Regions from separate parts of the Homo sapiens genome. Here region 1 is linked to region 2. Evidence: chromatin loops called from intact Hi-C (ENCODE). Cell type or tissue: mammary epithelial cell. All regions are shown on one strand. Each heading gives the region's core, and the rest is flanking DNA. Links, peaks and the distances in the headings are about the cores only.

Region 1 (9,486 bases), core at 785-8,784, 79 kb before region 2:
CAGCCCAACATCAGATTTCAAAAGTACTACTGATATTATTATCACCATTAAAAATCACTGAAGTTTTTGTCACCCAAAGTTTTACTTTGAAATATAGAACATTTCATTTTTTTCCCACACACCTCGCATCTGATTTTTGATTTTTAACATGTGCATGGATTACCTCTTATTAGAAAAAAAAACACGAAATTTTTTGGTAAAAGAATTATCCTTAAGTGGGTATTTTTTCCCTAAGTCTGAAATGACTTAGTAAGGATAAGAGGTCAAATCATATGCTTTGTAGTGAAACTGGAACTATGATGAATAACATTAGAATTCTGGATGCCTTCCAGCAGCTGGAACAGGGCAGACCTGAGGCGGGAGTCCCCACGCTTAGGGGAAGGGGCTCAGGCACTGGGAGTCGGTCAGGGCTCCCAGAATGTAAAAGATACACATGAAAGAAACAAACAGTGGGACTCGGGCCAGAGCAAAATTTGGCCTAGAACGGAGCTAAAAACTGTCATAGTGGTGGGAAGAAGCAGATTGGTTCAACAGGGTAACCAAATGTGAAAAAGAAAAGCCTCACAAGAATTAAAATTGATGGTTGGAACTGGGCGCTCCGAGGCTGTGGGCCGGTGTCCTGCCCTGAAGAGCTTGGCTGCCAGCAGGTGCAGCGCTGCCCTGGGATACCAGCTCCTGGGATGCGCTGTAGTATCATCAATCACCGCTGCTGCTCGCTGGGACTTGGAAGCACACAGTAGTAGCAGATGTCAGCAGGGGGCCACCAGGGCCACCTGCCAGTGAGCCCACTGCTTAGCTGAGTCATGGTCAGGTTTCTCTGCAGATTGTTGCCTGAAAATATTTCACCACCTGGAACCTCCCTGTCCCACCCATCTTCACTTGCAATACTCACTCCCCTCACCTCTGCCCCTAAAGCAATTATTCATTAACCACAGGGATCCACCATCCAGGAACAAAAGAGGCTGCAAAGCTCTATCTATGCCTGCACTTCTTGGTCCAAAAGGCGCAGGGGGATGGGGGAGAGGCACCAGGGTCATGGTGCAGGCTCCGCTGTTGAGTCTCATTCCCCAAACACAATGTGACAGGTATCAATAGTTCTGGAGTTGATCATTTCACAGAAAGGAAACTGCTATCAACCTGTCTGAGGCCACACAGCTAGTCCTGGATAAAGTGACTTAAAGAACCCAGGTCTCTGATTCCCAAATCAGTGCTCTTACCCCTCCCACGCCACCTCTCTCTTCTAAAGATCCACCCAACGGAACTGCCCCAGGGCTGGTATCCCAGCTACTTCTCCATTCATGCCGCAGGTCAATGATTCAGGGCGGACACTCCTCAAGTGACCTTCAGAGGCCCTGACTCACTCCTCCGACAGTCGTTTGTGTCTGGACTCCCAGCTGCTCCTCAGCAGCTCTGTCCTCCTTTGTACATTTATTACTGTCAGCCTGAGGCTAGCAGGAGGTCTCAATGCCTGGTGATCTGAGGCCAGCCTGTGGCCAGCCTGTCCCAGGCCCTCCCAGTCCCGTGAGGTCCTCCTGGGGATGCAGGCACAGCGACTGACAAGGATGAGGAGCAGAAGGGCAGGTGGCTTCCTGGGTGTGAGCTTGGCCTTCTGCCACGCCCATGCTCAGGTGTCTACGGGCACGTCTTGTGTTGTCACAGGTGTAGAAAGGGCTTTGACATGCGACAGATCCTCCGATCCCTGTGAAAGAGGGATCATTGTTTCTATTCTACAGTGAGGATGCTGAAGTCCAGAAAGGTCAGGTGACTGATGAAAGGTCATAAAATTAGCAGGAATCAGGGAAAGGGCAGGAAAGCAGAGCTTCCAGTTGCAAGGTCAGGACTCTTCAGCCCAGCAGGCGAGTTTGCCAGCCAGTCTATGCCCTGGTCTCTGCCCTCCCCAAACACGTGCACCAATTTGGAGGGGCTGCTCCCAGCACGCATGCTGCAAGATAAACTTCAGTGCTCAGCCCTCTCACTGTGACAATCCCTTAGAAAGGGGTCCCACGCTGTCCATCTGGGCCCCTACACCAAAGAACACCTAATTATCAGTGGTCCCCACTCAGGAAACGTGCCCACAAATAAAGACAAAAGTAAACCCAACTACACATTCCTCAAAATCCTCCTCTCCATTTCACAGAAACACCACAGCAGAGCAGAACTGCAACCTGATAGCATCCCTGTCTGGTTTTGGCTCTTTCAAAACATCAGGGACCTCACAGGAAAACAATGCAGAAAACTGCAGTCATTTGGCCGCTTGTTAAGGAGAGCCCTGAGCAGCAAGCTCCAGACGGGAGATGCGCCATATAACAGCAGCAGTTCCACACAGCCCTGCACAGCAGGAATTCAGCCTCTGGCAGCCGTGATGATGCTGAGGCAGTGTCCCCACTGCCCCAGTGGCTTCTGCATGCAGGTTCATTTGGGACAGGACACCTCTAACTCCATCTCTGGCCAGGAGCCAGCATAGTAGGTGCCGTGAAAGCCAGGAAGCGAACTGCACAGAATGGACTGTTCCAGTGTCCATGGGCTGCAAGTGGGTCCCACGTCACCCACAGGTGAATCTTAATTATGAACCAAGGTGACAGCAGAGAGGATGGGCAGCAAAGGAGGGTGTGTGTGGCGATCAGCCATCAGAGGAGGCGGCCCTGTGTGATGAAAGGACCTCCTCAGGAAACCTCCCCACCAGCAACTGGCTCCAAATGGTCAGACTTCCCAAGAAATTCCTGTGAAAAGGACAGGCTCAGGGCATGTGAATGTGATAGTCAGCAATTCCCACCTCAGCAGCCAGTGACACTACGATATAGGGAAAAGAACCTAGATTAGGCATCAAAAGTACCCGGTCCCCTTCATACATGGCTGGTGGGGAGGTAGGATGGTGCAGCCACTTTGGAAAACAGTCTGGTAGTTTCTTTCAAAGTTACCAAATGACCCAGCAATCCCACTCCTAAGTATTTACCCAAGAGAAATAAAACCTGTGTCCACACAAAGACTTGTACACATCCTAATAGCTGTATTCATAGTAGCCCCAAACTGGAAACAACCCAAATGCCCATCAGTTTGTGAAGAGATGGACAAAATGTGGTATATCCATAAAACGGAACACTACTCAGCAATAAAAAGGCGTGAACTAGATATACACAAGAACATGGAGGGATCTCAAAAGCACTGTGCTGAGTGAGAGAAGCCAGATTCAAAGGGCTACACACTGTAGGATGCCATGTGCATCACATTCTGTACAGTGCAAAACTGTAGTGGCAGGATTCAGGTCCCCTGAGGCTGGGGTCCTGGAGGCAGGAAAGGGGCTGGTAGCAAGAAGGCACAAGGGAACTTTTTGGGGACAGAGGAATGGTCCATATTTGATAGGTGGTGATTATGTGGCTGCTCATGTTTGTCAACAAAGAATTACATATTTTAAACTGGTGAGTTCCGTTGTATGTAAGCAAATTATACCACAATGAAGCAAATCTTTAAAACACTAGGTTCCTTTTCCTTATCTAGAGCTCAAAGTAGTGGCCCATGCTGGCTATGACTTGGAGAAATCACATAAGCTTACTGGGTCTCAACTGCTTCATTTGTACAGGTGGCTGCATAACACTCCCCGGGCAGGGGAACTGTAGGGAGGAAATCAGAAAATGTGAGTGAACACACAGAGCAAGCAACACATAGGCCTTCCCCAAATATCCACTTCTGTTTTCTTTCCTCAGTGTGAGTAAGTGGCTCTAATGATCCACAAACCTTCCAACCAGCCAAGTCAAGGACCAGCAGGAGGACTCAGGAAAGTACTGAAATGCTGGGGAGAACCAGGACAGCGGCTGAGCACAGCCAGACAGGGAGGGCAGCCTGGTGGGGCCCTGGAAGCCATGGACGCGACTGCGCTGGGAGTGGGGATGGGAGGTAGCAGGAGTTGGTGGGTGGGGCACAAAGTGGGAGCCAGGGCCGAATTGCTGCTGATTTGACCATTTTGCAAAAGGCCAGCCTGGCTGTGGCCTCAGGCCTCTCACTTCCTCTACCCTAATGAGGGGTCATAGAAGTGCCTTCCCACAACTGCAGCATCTCCCTCCACATTTGGGCTCAAATACAGAGTGGGGCCGGAGACAGAAAAAGTCTCCGTGACACACTGTGATTTGTTTCTGCACCGTGTGAACCCTTGGCTCTGTGACACGGAACACAAGTTTCAGCAGTTCCTGTCACTTCCCACAGGCGAAACAGACAGAGCCTTCTTTTGTCCGGCTTCTGGTGAAACGCCATTATCGTTATTTTTAGGAGGAAGATGGAGAATTGGGGGGGGTCCACACAAAGAGGATGGATTCAGAAGACTTCCAGGAACCTTAAAAGCCTTGGAAACTAATTGTGCCAGTTCTTTTTGATGTCTAATTTTACTCCAAAAGTTCCTCTCAGCACAATATATTAATACTTATCAGCCAAGAGAAGGTTAGGTTTTGGCTCACAAACAGTCAAGGAGAGAATCTCCTTAATTCATTGAGAAGGCAGAAGATGGCGTTAAAGAGTATTCATAGGTAACTAAGATTGCCAGAGGGAGAATCGAGTGAGTTGTCAGCGGTGAAATACAGAGGAGGTAGAGAGAGCTACACTGAGACAACAAAGGCAGCTTAAGGGAACAAAGCCAGCTAAGGGAACAAAGCCGGGGTCCCTCAGGTCTGTGGCCACCGGCTACAGCCAGGACAGCCTGGTAGCTGAAGAGCACGTCCTTGCCTGTTACATGCCTGTGTTTCAAGTGATGCTAACTTGCTAATGCAGATGTCTCCCCAAACCCTGCCCCTGGCTCACCACCCAGTGAGCAATCACTCACTTTCCCCAGGACACCTTCAGGGAGGTACTCTGCCAGCACCGCACACTTAAACGGCTAATGCAGGTTCTTCTCTCAGACGCAGCACAGTTCCTGAGATGACGTCAGCGCTGCTTGCTGAAAGCACCAGGCAAGGAGGCAAAACAAAGGAAATCCTAAAGAGCAGGCGAGAGAACAGTGGAACTGGCAGAGAGAGGCACTGGTGCAGATGGAGAGGGCAGCAATAAAAACTGGGGGACACTTAGAGGCAAAGGTATGGCAGGTGACAAAAAAGATGAGGCTGAAGGTCAGGAGAGACCCAGGCAGCGATGCCCAAATGACCGGCTGAGGAATCACCTCACTGCTGCCGATGCCCTTGACAGCGATGTCTGAGGCTGGCGTGAGTGCTCCATGCTCAGAGATACCTAGAACCCAGCTACAATGGCCTTATCAGACTGAAACAAGAACACCAAGATATTCCAAGGGAGGTGACAATGGGGTCCAAAGGTCGTGCCTTTATGGCTCGCAACTATGTGCTGAGTGTGGCCCAAATTCCAGCTCCAAATGGTCACACCATGTCTACAGCCAATCAGCTGACCGGGGTGGCAACCCCTGGCTCTGCTCAACAATAATGACAACCACCATTTATTGAGCCCTTACTATGTGCCAGACCGATGCTAAGTGCTTTCCTCAGATGTTTCCATTTAACTCTTAAAATCACCCTAATGAGTATTTCCTATTATTTTACAGATGAGGAAATGAGAGTTTAGAAAAGTAACTTGCAAAATCATACTGCTGGCTCCATAACAAATGTTGATTGAATGTTGTCTGGGCGGACAGAGGCAAGGATGACCGGAACAAGACAAACAAACGAAAGGCCGACTGACAGACCACTCGGGTAGCACTTTTTCTGGGATTAAGCTTAGACCTTGTAGGCCTATCAGCCAGAAGCAGTGTGTAAAATAAGAGCAGCTGACTGGGCACGGTGGCTCACGCCTGTAATCCAAGCACTTTGGGAGGCCAAGGCGGGCGGATCACCTGAGGTCAGGAGTTCAAGACCAGCCTGGCCAACATGAAGAAACCCCATCTCTACTACAAATACAAAAATTAGCTGGGTGTGATGGCACACGCCTGTAATCCTAGTTACTCGGGAGGCTGAGGCAGGAGAATCGCTTGAACCTGGGAGGCAGAGGTTGCGATAAGCTGAGATTGGGCCACTGCACTCCAGCCTGGGCGACACAGCAAGACTCCCTCTCAAAAAAAGAAAAAAAAGAGTGGCTACCCAAGAACGCAACAGCAGCAGCAAACACTGATCTGATGACACCCCAGTTTTGTAGAAGAGGAAGGAAAAATAAGAATGTCAACTCTCCATTCAACAGAGAAACAGTGCCACCACTGTCTTTAAATTTTCAAACTTATCAAGAAAAGCTCCAGAGAGGACAATGCCAGCAATGCCGGCTGTCTCCCAAGTCTGAAGGGTTTTCCTCTGGGTATTAGGAGTTGAGGTGTTCGGTTAGAGAAGAAACAGGATGCACGGGAGATCACACACAGAGTAAGAGGTGCCTCTCAAATGCCTTTCCCACGTGTCTAACTCTGCTTTGTTTAAAGCACAGTCAGACCCGCCATCTGCACTTTTACCTGCTGCCTGACGAAAACCAGATGCCAAAGCCAAAGGCCTCCCAGCACTCACAAGGCCCTTTGCCCTTAGGAAAACACCATGATTCAGCCAGGCAAGATTGATGCAACACTGTAACAAAGCGTGTGCAAAGTGCCTAGCTCCGGACTGCTTGCAGAAAAGGCACATTTTGACTCTTCTGAGAGTGGGAAAGATTTGAAAGATGGGATTTGCACCTTATTCCTATTCAGGTCTGGAGATCTGGAACTTCTTCCTGAAGCTCCATGTTTAGCCAGATAATTGAGACACTCCACCTGGTCACCACTGGACCCCAGCCACCCAAACATTCTCCTCTGCAAGGCACTTGGCATTCTGGTGCCTGTGGAGAGAGCAGCCTTCTCACCAGCACAGCTCATGAACAAGGATGCCCTTCCCTGGACAGCCAAGATGTAAACCTGCCCCCAGAAACACTGAGAGTCCTAGAGGTAGAATGAGTCAGCCAGCAAGCTCCAGCCCATTGACAGCAGACCCCTGAGCAAATCAAGTCAGGAGAAGGTAGACAACTGTACCATGAAGACCACATACCACCCAGACCCAACACAAATAGCTGTCAGCACTGCCACCCATTACAGCTTCAGATCTCGCTTCTACCAGGATTTCCCAGCTGAGCAAGAACCGTCAAAGTCTGGTCCTGGAAGGACAGCCCTCCCCGTCTTGGCAGCCACACTTTCTGGCCCTAGCCCAAGGCTGCTGTGGCATGGAAGGAATCAATGGAGGAATACATGGCTCTTCCCTGGTTCCTTCCTCTCCCACTTCATTGACTAACGCTAGTCACATGGCCCCAACTGAACTGTGAGGGAGGCTGGAAAATCTGGAGTATGTGCATGTCTAGTGAGTTGCCTCTACCACATCCTCTTAACCCTTGGCCTCTCATTCCCAAAGTCTAGCCCTATTTTCAAATGAATTCAACGCCTCATTACTTAGATCTTTCCTCATTACCTCAAAGCCATAGTGGCAAAAGGCAAACAGCATCTTCCTAAAATCTTCCTCTTCCTAAAATCTTCCTCTTCCATCTTCCTCCCCTAGATATCCATCTTACCCTTCTTCACCAGTTAATTTATTACAATCTTCCTTTGACAGCTTCACTCCCTCCCCGCACTGCTATCAACTCAAATGTGAGTTATTCCAGTAGCTTGAACTTGTCACTGGCCTTTTACTTTCTTCCCCTTCCAAAGAACCTGGTACCCAGCTACTTAATCCTTATCCTTCTTCCCAAGGCCCACTTTCATTCCTTTCTCCCCTGTTCATAAGCCTGTAATACTTTTCCGGCTGCATAAGTCACGTGTCACCATATAAACTCACAATTTGAGGTGCTCTAGAATCTGTCCGTGGAATTAGTCAGGACATAATCTCCCTGTTTTTTGGCAGCGCCACATCCACACCTGTCTTCACAGGTTTGCTCATGCCACCATTCCTTTCCCCAGAACGCCCTTCTGCTCCTCCCACACAAATCCTAATCCTACCTCAGGATCCATTTCAAATACAATCTCCTCACTCAACTCTTTCCTACCAACTTGCTTTCCCCTCTCCTTTCTGCCTTACCACAAAGCTAAGCTCTGTCTCTGAATAATGTGCTTTTTGATGATAATCTGAATGGTACAAGAAGAAATCCTGTTTCATGCTCCTTTGAGGGAGTGTCTAACATAGGTTAGACACTATAAGTAGTAGAAAATTCCAACTCAACTGGCTTCAACAGTGAGGACAAAATGTATGGAGATTGGACTGTTCAGTCTTCAGGGGCTTGGCCCTCAGGGTTTTTCCCATCTCTTCCCGTCTGCTGGCCTCAACAAACCTGCTTTCCTCATTGCAACAAGATGGCTGCTTCATGTCCGAGAATCTAGTGAAAGAAGCTGTCCCTTCTGCATTTCCTTTTACAATGAAAAACATCTTTCCCAGAATCTCCCAGCAGACTTCTCATACCTCAGTGGCCAAAACCATGTCACACGCCCATGTCTAAATTACGGGCCTCCAGGATGGGCTCAGCTCAATCAGCACGTACCCTAGAGCTGGAGGCAGGGTCACCTTTCCTTGAGTGGCATGTGGGAGAGGTGTGGCATCCAACCCAACTGGGTCCTGCCAACAGGAAGAGAAAAGAAGAGCCACTGTAGGTAACCAATCACGTCTACCACAGGCAGGGACCAATACCACATATCTGTGTTTCCCCTCACTTGCCACCCCCATCCTGTGCTGGCAGATAAGGATGCTCAACAAATAGCTGTGGAACTACAAATTATCCTGTGGGTGTGAGAAAAGAGTGTGCATTATAATAGGGTGCTACAATTGGACATGTGTGCACAGAAAATGGAAAAAGAGCCATGAAATCCAAACAGATGCAAAAACGTTCTTAACACAGAAGGTTTGGGAAGCTCTGATCTAAGCCCTAGCCTGGGCCCTACTCCCAGTTCCACAGATAGGGAGCAGGCCCCAGGCCAGAGTGCTGGGCTTCTCCCAGCGGGATCCAGCTGGGGCCTTCTCCTCAGTTCAACCCTTGCCTCTGAGGACCAGTGGTCTACAGTCCAGCCCACAACCCTTCAGACAGAAGTTCCAGGCACAAAAAGGAAGCTCACAATAAGGAACGCCCATGCCTAGCCATAACTGAGCACATCACAGACTCACACAAATCTGTGGAATGAGTGCATGATCTCATGAGCTCTGGTCTGGAAAAGTAAGTCTCCCTACACTAAGACTTAAAGGGAAGGCTTCTTTGGCTATGCCAGTATCTCTTTCCTGCCTCTTTCTTCTTCAGGCCAAATGGCTCCTATCCCTGCCTTCCATCTTAGCTTTCCAGCATACTCTTCCCAGGTTCTTTGGGCTACTGACAAGCACTCCAGACCCAAATACACATGCTCCCACCTGAGGCTGGGAAATGTACCAAGAACTGCATAGAAAATATACTGGACAAAAGGCACTCCAGTCTCACAGATATCCAGTCCCACAGTCTATATCACAGATCACCAGTTTTAGCTGTTTGAAGTTTTAGAATTCCTTTTCAAATACCATAGCTAGCATTTCTTTGGCTAGAGAAAAC
Region 2 (9,486 bases), core at 1,093-9,092:
CCACCTGTTTCCCAGTCTCACACCTTCATGGACTTGCAGCACCTTGACAGTTGGGGCCCCCTATGGCTGGTGCATGTATTGTCTCTGGCATCAAATAATACCTAATATTAAAAACTGCAAAAAAATCACCCCACTTGTGTCATTCTGCTTTCTTCTCTCCTCCCTACCGCCTACCCCAAACCTTGCTATTTTCCCCATTCATCCTTGTGTACATAATCAGGAAGACAGCCAGATTGCTGGTCTGTTCACTCATTTCTTTATGTGTCCATCAAACATTTATGGCACCCCCACACTGTGACAGCCACCATACTAAGTGGTGGGGGCATGTGGAAACACCCTGACCAGATGGCAGCCTTCATGGAACTTACATTCTAGTGGAGGGAGAAAGACAGCAAACAACTCAGGCACCGAGCCACGAGCTGGTAAAGTCTGTGCCAAGCGATGTGTGCTAAAAGGAAAAGGAAAAGAGGGTCAGGCAGAGAGGAATGCTGGGGTGGGTGAGCTTCTATTTTATATGGGGTAATCTGCGGAAATTGCTCGGATAAGATGCCATCAGAACAGAGACCTGAAGGAAGTGAAAAGTCATGCAAGTATTTGCAGAAGAGCATTTCAGGCAAAGGGAACAGCAGGAACAAAGGCCCTATGTGAGTTACAGTACTACTAACTGTCATGACAAACACATCCCCAAACTTCACAATAAGAGCACAGCACAGTAAATGTTTACTTCTTGCTCATGCTCCAGTTCAACATGATGTTGCTGGTTGATGGACAGCAGTCTTCATTTGGGTCCAGACATCCAAACAACTTCCATCTTGTGGCTTTCGCATTTCCAAGGGTCCCAAACTCCTCCCCAGTAAGTGGGCAGATGGGGAGTAGAGAAGGCACAGATGGTTCCTAAGACACCCCCTCCCCACACCCCCAGTAGGAGTGACTAGCACCACTTCGCGTCATGTTCTGCTGTGGAGAACCACTCCTCAGCCACACCTGAATGCTGAGGCATCTTGCTAGGCAGCTGCCTCCAGCAGCAAGGGCACACTATGATGGGCATTTTTGGTGGCAAGTGAGCCACCTCTGCCTCTGAGTGGAGACAGTGCCTGCCAGTTTGAGGCTCAGTGAGAAGGCTAGGATGGCCGGGGAAGCTGATATAGGGCCCTGCAGGCCACTTGAAGGCCTTTGGATTTTACTCTTTGTGAAATGGGAAGCACTTGAAGGGCTTTGAGTAAGGGAGTGACATGAAATGGCTTATGTTCCAAAGGGGCGTGCTCTGGCTGTGCTGAGGAGAATAGAATGCAGGAGGCCAGGAGGTAGACAGGTAGGCAGAAAGAAGGTAGGGCTGTCATGCAGGGGAGAGATGGTCATCTTGGCCAGGTGAGAGGGGAAAGGTCAGTGCCAGCCCTCCTACAGAGATAGGGCTGAGAACTCCAATTTAGTCCAACTCCTACCTTCTAAGCCAGGGGCCAATAAACTTTGTCTGGAAAGGGTCATCTATTAAGTACTTTAGGCTTGGCAGGCCATATGGCGTCTGCTGCAACTACTCACCTCTACTGTTGTCTCATGAAAGCAGCCATAAATCATGAGCGTGACTGTGTAAATGAATGAGCATGACTGTGTTCCAATAAAACTTTATTAACAAAAATAGGTGGTCAGCTGCAAAGTTTGCTGACTCCTGTTAAACCAGTCACAAATGGTGTTGGTCTTCTCTCATCACACATTTCTAGTCAAGGCATCAGTGGTGGCTGCAGAAAACAGCTGAGAACTCTGGACTTTGTCACTGCTTGAAGTTTGTGTGCCAGCCACTCCCAGTGAACTGAATTTCTTGTAGTAACACTTGTGGCATAAGAATGAATCACAGCTTCCCACTGTCTTTGAGCAAGTTCTCTCTTGACAAGGGAAATGGCTTTTGGCAAGACCTTTTCATTATAGTTCGGGCTCATCAGCTATTTGTCTATAACTAAATACCTTTATTATGTGTAATTAAGGCAGCAACTGAGAAAAGATGCAAATGTGTTCTGAAAAACCTGACTTTGCAGCAGCTGGGAGCTTTGCAACCTTTTAAAAGTGCAGGTTTAAACTGAAACACATTTGGCATGTGTCGAAGTAGGGAAAGGAGAGAAAAGCTAAACAACAGAATTAAAAAATAAGAGGGTTTTGTGCTCAGGAATTCATGCCATCTAGTGCTCACCCTGTGAGCTGAGCTGACTGCAGACACCAGGGAACATCCTCCCCACCAAGCCTGCCCTGCCCTCCACAATGGTCCCCTACCCCAGAGTGGAAAGTATTGTCGCAGTAGAAATATCACAAGCGGCCACTTTCAACTTCGGTTGGTATTTGCTTCTTCAGAATTTCTTCTGTCTCTTTGTATGGCTGGGCTGTATAATATATGAAGACAAGACAACTGGAAAACAGGAAAAGAGGCTAGGGCAAGAAAAAAGTTTCTCATCATCCCATTTGTGATGACGAATGAAAGTCAATAATGATCCATTCCTCTGGCACAGCATTGTCCAATAGAACTTTCTGTGATGTTGAAAATGTTCTATAGCTTTGCTGCCCAAGATGGTAACCACTAGCCACACACGACTACTGAGCTCTTGAAATGTTGGCAGCATGGTTGAAGAGCTGAATTTTAAATTTGACTTTGCTTTAATTAATTTAAATCTAAGTGTACACAGCTACGTGTGACCAGTGACACTGTATGGGACAGCACAGCTGCAGCGTGTTGGTTAAGATCCTGGCTCAGAAGTCAGATAAACACACGTTTCCATCCTGGTCCCTACTCACTAACTGTAATCAGGCAAGTTATGGCCACGTATCCTTGGCTCCCTCATTTTCAGGATGGGCACAATTGTGCCTACCTCGAGGAGCAGTTGTGAGGATGGGGTAACAGGGTGGAGATAAAGCACTTCACACAGTGCCTGGCAGAAGGTTAATGCTCAATAAATGTTCAGTGTTTGGTTATTTCCTAGGAAGCTCCTCAAAGGGCTCATACCACTCTCTAGACATTGCAGAGAGGTGGTCCTAAGACCTCAGTGCTGGTGTCTTCCCTGGAAGCTTCCCTTGTCCTAAGTGATATCACATAAAGTTGACTCAGGGGAGGACAAAGTTGGAGCAGAGGGAGAGTCAAAGGCCTCTAAACCAAACTTCTCACTACTTTTGAGACTTCCCTGGGGAAGTGAAGACTGCTAGTTGCTCACACAATGTTTGAGTGACCATGTGCCCTAATAAAAGACCGCAACTCCCAGGCTATCTTACAGTTAAGGGTGGTCAATAAGATGCAAGCAGACATTGTTAAATCTAAATGTACATTTCAGGACTTTCAGGAAGTCTTAAGAGGGGTCAGACAGTTTATATCTTCTCTCTTGTCTTTTGTCCCTTCACCTTTCCTCCTACTTCCTATGTGGAATTCAGACATGATGGCTGGAGCTCCAGCAGCCTTAAGGAAGTGTCTTTGAGGATGGGAGCCCTGTACTACTAATGATGGCAGAGCAAAAACAAAAGAGGCCTGGGTTCATGGACACCATGAAATCACGGTACCAACCTGGGCCTGCCCGCCTTCAGATTTCTTTTATATAAAAGAAACCACTTGTTTTGGTCTGTTTTGTACTGCTATAACAGAATACCTGAGACTGGGTAATTTATAAAGAACAGAGATTTATTTCTTGCAGTTCTAAAGCCTGGGAAGTACAAGGTACAGGGGCCTTCATCTGGTGAAAGGCTTCTTGCCGTGACATCCCATGGTGGAAGGTGGAAGGGCAAGAAAGCATGGACACGAGAGAGACCAGGAAGCAGTCCAAACTTATCCTTTTATCCAGGAACACGCTTCTGCGAGAAAAGCATTAATCTATTCACGAGGGCAGAGCCTCTTAAAGGTCCCACCTCCCAATAATGTTGGTTTGGGGATTAAGTTTCTAACACATGAACTTTGTGGGACACATTCAAACCATAGGACCTCCATACCATGTTTATTACTTTTGTTTTCTCTTATGTGTAGCAGCTATGAGCTAGTTATTTCTAAGCAGTGATTAATTCTACAAGTCCAGGTTATTATGGCATATAGTCAATGAAAGAAAGGGCTTGAGAAAATCAGTCCAGTCTTTATTCCTTCATCCTGCCTGCAGGGGGCGTCTAAGTCTGTGAACAACATTAGAGATACCTGTTCCAGTCAGTCTTTTTTTTTTTAATCGTTAAACCTGTTCATTATTTTTTTCTTCCATTGATCTCGTGTTCCAAAATATTGTGTTTCTACCGTCAGTTAAGTTTTGTTGGTGTTTTTGGTCATAAAAAACATTTAATAACCTGGGTGTGGTGATGCATGCCTATGGTCCTAATCCTAGCTACTTGGGAGACCGAGTCAGGAGGATTGCTTGACCCAGGAGTTTGAGGTTACAGTGAGCTATGATTGCACCACTGCACCGCAGCCTAAGCAATAGAGTAAGACCCTGTCTCAAAAAAATATATCAATAAATAAACAAAAAATAAACATTTAGCAACCATAGTGGATTTTGCTTTGTTTCGTTTTGTGGGCTGTCCAGCAGCTGATCTCCTTCTTATATTTGGGGAATTCTCCTAATAAAATAGAGCCTCTGATGGCCTAATACTTGTTGTCCCTGTCCTTCAGCAGCTGGACAAGGGCACACAAGGCTTAAGATTTACCAACTCTGCCGGGCACGGTGGCTCACGCCTGTAATACCAGCCCTTTGGGAGGCCAAGGTGGGTGGATCACGAGGTCAGGCATTTGAGACCAGCCTGGGCAACATAGTGAAACCCGGTGTCTACTAAAAATACAAAAAATTAGCCGGGCATGGTGGTGCATGCCTGTAATCCCAGCTACTCGGGAGGCTGAGGCAGGAGAATCACTCAAACCCGGGAGGCAGAGGTTGCGGTGAGCCGAGATCGTGCCATTGCACTCCAGCCTGCACAACAAGAGCAAAACTCTGTCTCAAAAAAAAAAAAAAAAAAAAAAAATTTGCCAACTGGATGGTCTCACCTGGGACTTTGCATCTGGAGCAAGTAACACAAAGCAGCAACCATGGTTTGGAATGCAGTCCACTGGGCAGTGACATCCCATGTCCTGGTGGTTCCAGTGGGTCGGTGTCTGGTGTCCAGTGGTATCCCAACCATGCCGCTTCTGTGGTGTGACCTTGGCTGAGCTCTTCATTGCTCAGCTTTTCCTGGCTACTGCGCATATCCAGAGTCTGGTCTTCCTGTCTTTTCATTTGCTCTGGAGCTGGCAGACATTTTCCCAAAGCAATTATTTTCTGCTTAAGTCAACTAGACTTGGTTTCTATTGCATGCAGCCAAGAATCTTGATGGATACACATGCTAAGCAACATGATTTTATCTATGATACCTGCAGAGTTGACATCATTCAACCAGAGCAAGAGACAGTGTTCATATTAGGCAACATAGCCTTAACTGGCAACACATGCACTTTCTTTTGAGCTTTTAAAAACATTGCTCCATTGCTATCATTGTAGACCCCCAAGGAGAAGGTACCCCAGCCTCCTGGAAACCACTGATATCATTGTATATCCTAATATTACAGATGAGAAAATGGAATCTCAGAGAGTTGAAGTGAATTGCTCCATGTGTCAGGCTATAGAAAGAATTTCTCAATGAGGGTCATTAGCCATTCATTCATGCACTACTCCTGGCCTGTGGAACTCAGAGTCAGGTAGGAGAGATGGGTGATTCTTGGGGAAACAAAAAGGATCCAAATAACATGGAAACGAGCAGGTTAGGATATTCAGAAAGAGATATTTAAATGATAATGAAAACAGAAGGGATGTAACTTAAGCTTCAAGAACTCAAGCATAGTGATAAAAGCAGGGACACAGCAAGATGGCCATGAACGCTGCACATGTTCACCTCTGCAGATGAGAAAGTCAGCCCAGACAAGACACGGTTCTAGAGGCATGAATCCAAGAAGTTTGGTAGAAAGCTGCCACAGCCAGACAGTAAAGTCAAAATATGCTTGTGTTCTCCTTTAAGAACATGTGATGCAAAAACATCTGAACTTGCAAAATAGATTTTTGAGAGTATTATTTTCTTTAAAAAGGACTCTTTGCTTTAAAGACAAGAAGACATCTATTTTTTAAGTTGCAGTAATTTTTTCTTAGCTTACTTATTGTCCACAACAACATATTGAGAGAAGGCATTTTTGTCCCCATTTCATGGATTAGAAACTGGGGCTCAGGTAGATAAAGTCACCAGTAAAGGTCACACAGCTTGTAAGAGGAAGACCCAAAGGTCCTGTGTTTCCTGTTCTACCAAGCCACCTCCCACAGAGTGACTTTAAATAATGAACATCTGAAATGCATTTGGAAGGCACTTCTAATTGAAGAGACTCAATTTACAGAGATTAGATTCGCACACAATTTTGAGAACACATCCATCGCACAAAGCATTATGCAACAATATAAGGATAAATGCCATGGATCGCATGCAAAAAAGAGGAAAATAATAGAGGAAGCGCAGTTAATTAATGCAGTAGGAACTGAAACACTACAGGAGCAGATGAACATGCACTCCCAGAATATGATACAATAAGCGGCTTCATTAGGAAGACAATTTATGTGGTAGGAAAGATAATAGCAAGAGAAAGAGGAAAATGTAAAAACAAATTAGTCTACTAGAAAACAGTGATTTGAAGATATTTTATAATGATTGATTTGTAAGAAATCTCTCTGCAATAAACATCAGTGGAACACTTGCTTTTAGAGATCTTAAAAAATAGGTCAGTATCTCTGGGTTAGACAGGTTTAGGTGTGATTTTCCTCTGCAAGGAAATGAACCAGCTGGGTATTTTCAAAGGCTCTCTTTAGTTTATGATTCTAAGGTTCCACTTATGGGAGCTTTCTATGACTGTCATTTTTTAAAGCTGGTTAACTCAGTGGCTTTATTTTTCTTCCCCCTCTAAATTCCCTACAGGGCTTTAACTAAATCAGACCACATTTGGAGTCTTATGTTGCTTTCTGGGCACCACATTTTAAAAGGGATGTTGACCTACTCTCCCTCCAGAGAATGGAACCAAGACAAATGAGTGGAAGTTGCTCAGAGATAAATTTCAACTCAATACAAGAAAACCCTGTCTCCTTCTATCAGAGTCCTCTGACAATGGAACCGGCTGCTTTTTGAGACAGTTTGCTGTTAGGATTGGAAACACTAAAGCAGAGGGTATTTGAACTACTGTCAAAACTGCTCTGGAAAAGATTTTTTTTTTACTAAGTTTCCTTCCAATTTCAACGCTTTATGATTGATTGATCATGTAACTCTTCAATATGTTTTTGCCAAGTCGAAGCTCCTTTCAGTTCTTTTATCTTAATTGTTAGCCTCTCCTCCTCCCCACCCCCATCCCCAAAAGTTAGCAAACACAATACAGAATGACCAAAGTTAAAACACCAAGGCCACATTGTCTGACAGTGCCACGTCCCTCCATTGGGGGAGCTGGACATGACATGGCCTGTTGATTATCAAAGTATCAGTTTCTGGGTCAATCAGGGTGATGGTGGCAGCACTGGTACCTCCAATGGCCCTTGGGCAGGTCTACATGCAAGAACAAGGGGAGCTGAGGGTTGGGTAAGGCTCACCACGGGTCCTCTTCTAGGGCTTTCCATCCTGGTTAGTGCATCCCCATCCAGACACGTGATTCCAAACCCCAAGGTGTCCCTTTTGATACCTTCCTCTCCATACCCTGACTCCACACCATCATATTCAGCTCATCACTACATCCTGCCCATTTTCTTTTCCATCTTCACCGCCTCTGCACTAATCTGAGCCCCAGGCTCATCTGTCACCTGGACCTGTATTCACATCACATGGCCCACTCCAATTTATATACACATCGAAACCTGAGTAATTTTTTAAAAATTCGAACCTACCCTGTCACCTGCTACTTAGACCTCTCAGCAGCTTCCCATTGCTGCTGAGATAGAGAATAGGACTTGGCCTCCTTGGCCCTGCCTTCCCTGAGCCCATGTACTTCCCCAGCTACTCCCTGTAGCCAGTCACTGTCAGAAAGGCCACCAGCATTACCTATTGCTTTGGGTAAGCACTGTCCTCACATTTCAGTTTTCTTTTGTAATGCAATTAAGGGAGATGAGAGTGGCCTAATCCTTGATGTTAGCCAAAAGTTGAACCTATTCCTACAACTCTCTCTCTAGCAAGAAATATCTGAATTATGAGGGAATATTAGGCAGGCAGAGGGTTTAGCTGGAAAGATTTAGAAAGAAAAAGGAATGATTTACATGCTGGATACTACAGGCTATTGGTGCCTCTTGGCCTCTGCGCATGGGCTTCCTGCTGTCTAAAGAGTGCACCTTTGCCAGTTGTCAAAATTCTAGTCATCCTTCAGGAGCAAGCACAAGAAACTCTTAGAAGCCTTCTTCACTGGCCTACTGGAGCAGCGCTGCTCACTCCTCCTCTGAGCTGGCAAGGCACCTTGTCCATACATCCACCATTATTGTGTGCACCACACCATATTGCAAAGATGTGTGTGTGTGTGTGTGTGTGTGTGTGTGTATGTCTCCTTCCTGGGCTGTGAGTTCACTGAGAGCAGCACTGAATCTCACATCTTTGTATCCCCAGTGCCTGTTGTAGAACAGGGCTGTATGAGTAAGGACTTTTGGTTGCAAGTTACAGAAATCAACGTGATCTCCCCTCAAGCAAAAAAAGGACAAGCCATTTTAGTTCCCTCAGCATGCTCTGTATTTCCTTCCATTTCTCATGAAGATGACAATCTTGTTGGTGTGCTTTTCATAGGGAAGAGCTCAACAGATGTGCACCAAACACAGGGTGGTGAGCACTGGAGGCAGAAGCAGAGAGAAGGAATGGGAAGGGAGGGGTGATGCGGAAGCCCAGTGGAACCTGCCTCTCTGTTTATCCTGGAGCAGTCACGATGGCTCCAAGGTCACCATTCTCTGAAGACCCTGGCCTGGCTCTCCTTCCCATTCTCCCCTCCTCGCTCACTGTCTTTCCCCAGAAAGTGGGGAAGTTCTGTCAATTGGTTGCGCTCAGAATTTCAGGCATCCTGCCCACCAGCCCAGTGCCAATGAGGGGCTGGGCTGTTCCCTGAGCCCATGGCGTCCCAGGAAGTTGCCTGCAGAGTTTGAGGACCACAGGGTGCAGAGACCTCCTCCCTGCCAGCGTCTACTTAACTCTTCTCTCAAGTTGTTCTTACTTTTTTTTTTTGGTCCTTACTCTTTAATTGCTCAATTTCTTTCCTTTGTTTTCCTAGTTAAAGGCTAACAAAAAATGAATTGGATATTTTAGTCATTTGTGGTCATCATTAATTTCATGGTCCTCTGCATTAATTAAGTCTTATTTCCTCTCCATAATCTTCTTTCCTCCTGATATTTGTAAAAGCACATCTTATTCTCCTTATTTGCTTTGGCTGGCGTGATCTAATTCTGATTTTTCGCCACCCTTATCTTTTCCTGGGAAGCTTTAACTGATGCAGCATATCCTCGTTTAATTCTTTCCCTTTTTCTC

The links. Peaks named below come from ENCODE experiments on the same cell type or tissue, not always from the same donor. Only the 100,000 strongest peaks of a DNase experiment are listed, where the experiment ranks them.
Region 1: a loop joins it to region 2, with 3 times the contacts of the local background. A loop is called at or near these places in 1 of 110 quality-filtered maps.

Annotation. Positions count from the first base shown.
Region 1 is chr1:116,642,065-116,651,550 of GRCh38, forward strand. The region is part of intron 2 of IGSF3 (immunoglobulin superfamily member 3); the gene reads right to left. Among named protein-coding and RNA genes, the nearest start is that of IGSF3, 21 kb to the right of the region's middle. RefSeq lists enhancers at 135-820, 821-1,504, 3,394-4,125, 4,126-4,856, 4,857-5,587. In mammary epithelial cell, for the core only: a CTCF peak has its summit at 4,506; a DNase peak (open chromatin) is centred at 4,887; H3K4me3 peaks cover 239 bases; H3K27ac peaks cover 845 bases; H3K27me3 peaks cover 120 bases.
Region 2 is chr1:116,720,830-116,730,315 of GRCh38, forward strand. No RefSeq gene overlaps it. Among named protein-coding and RNA genes, the nearest start is that of CD2, 29 kb to the right of the region's middle. In mammary epithelial cell, for the core only: CTCF peaks have their summits at 2,195 (motif pointing left) and 4,113 (motif pointing right); a DNase peak (open chromatin) is centred at 1,832; H3K27ac peaks cover 445 bases.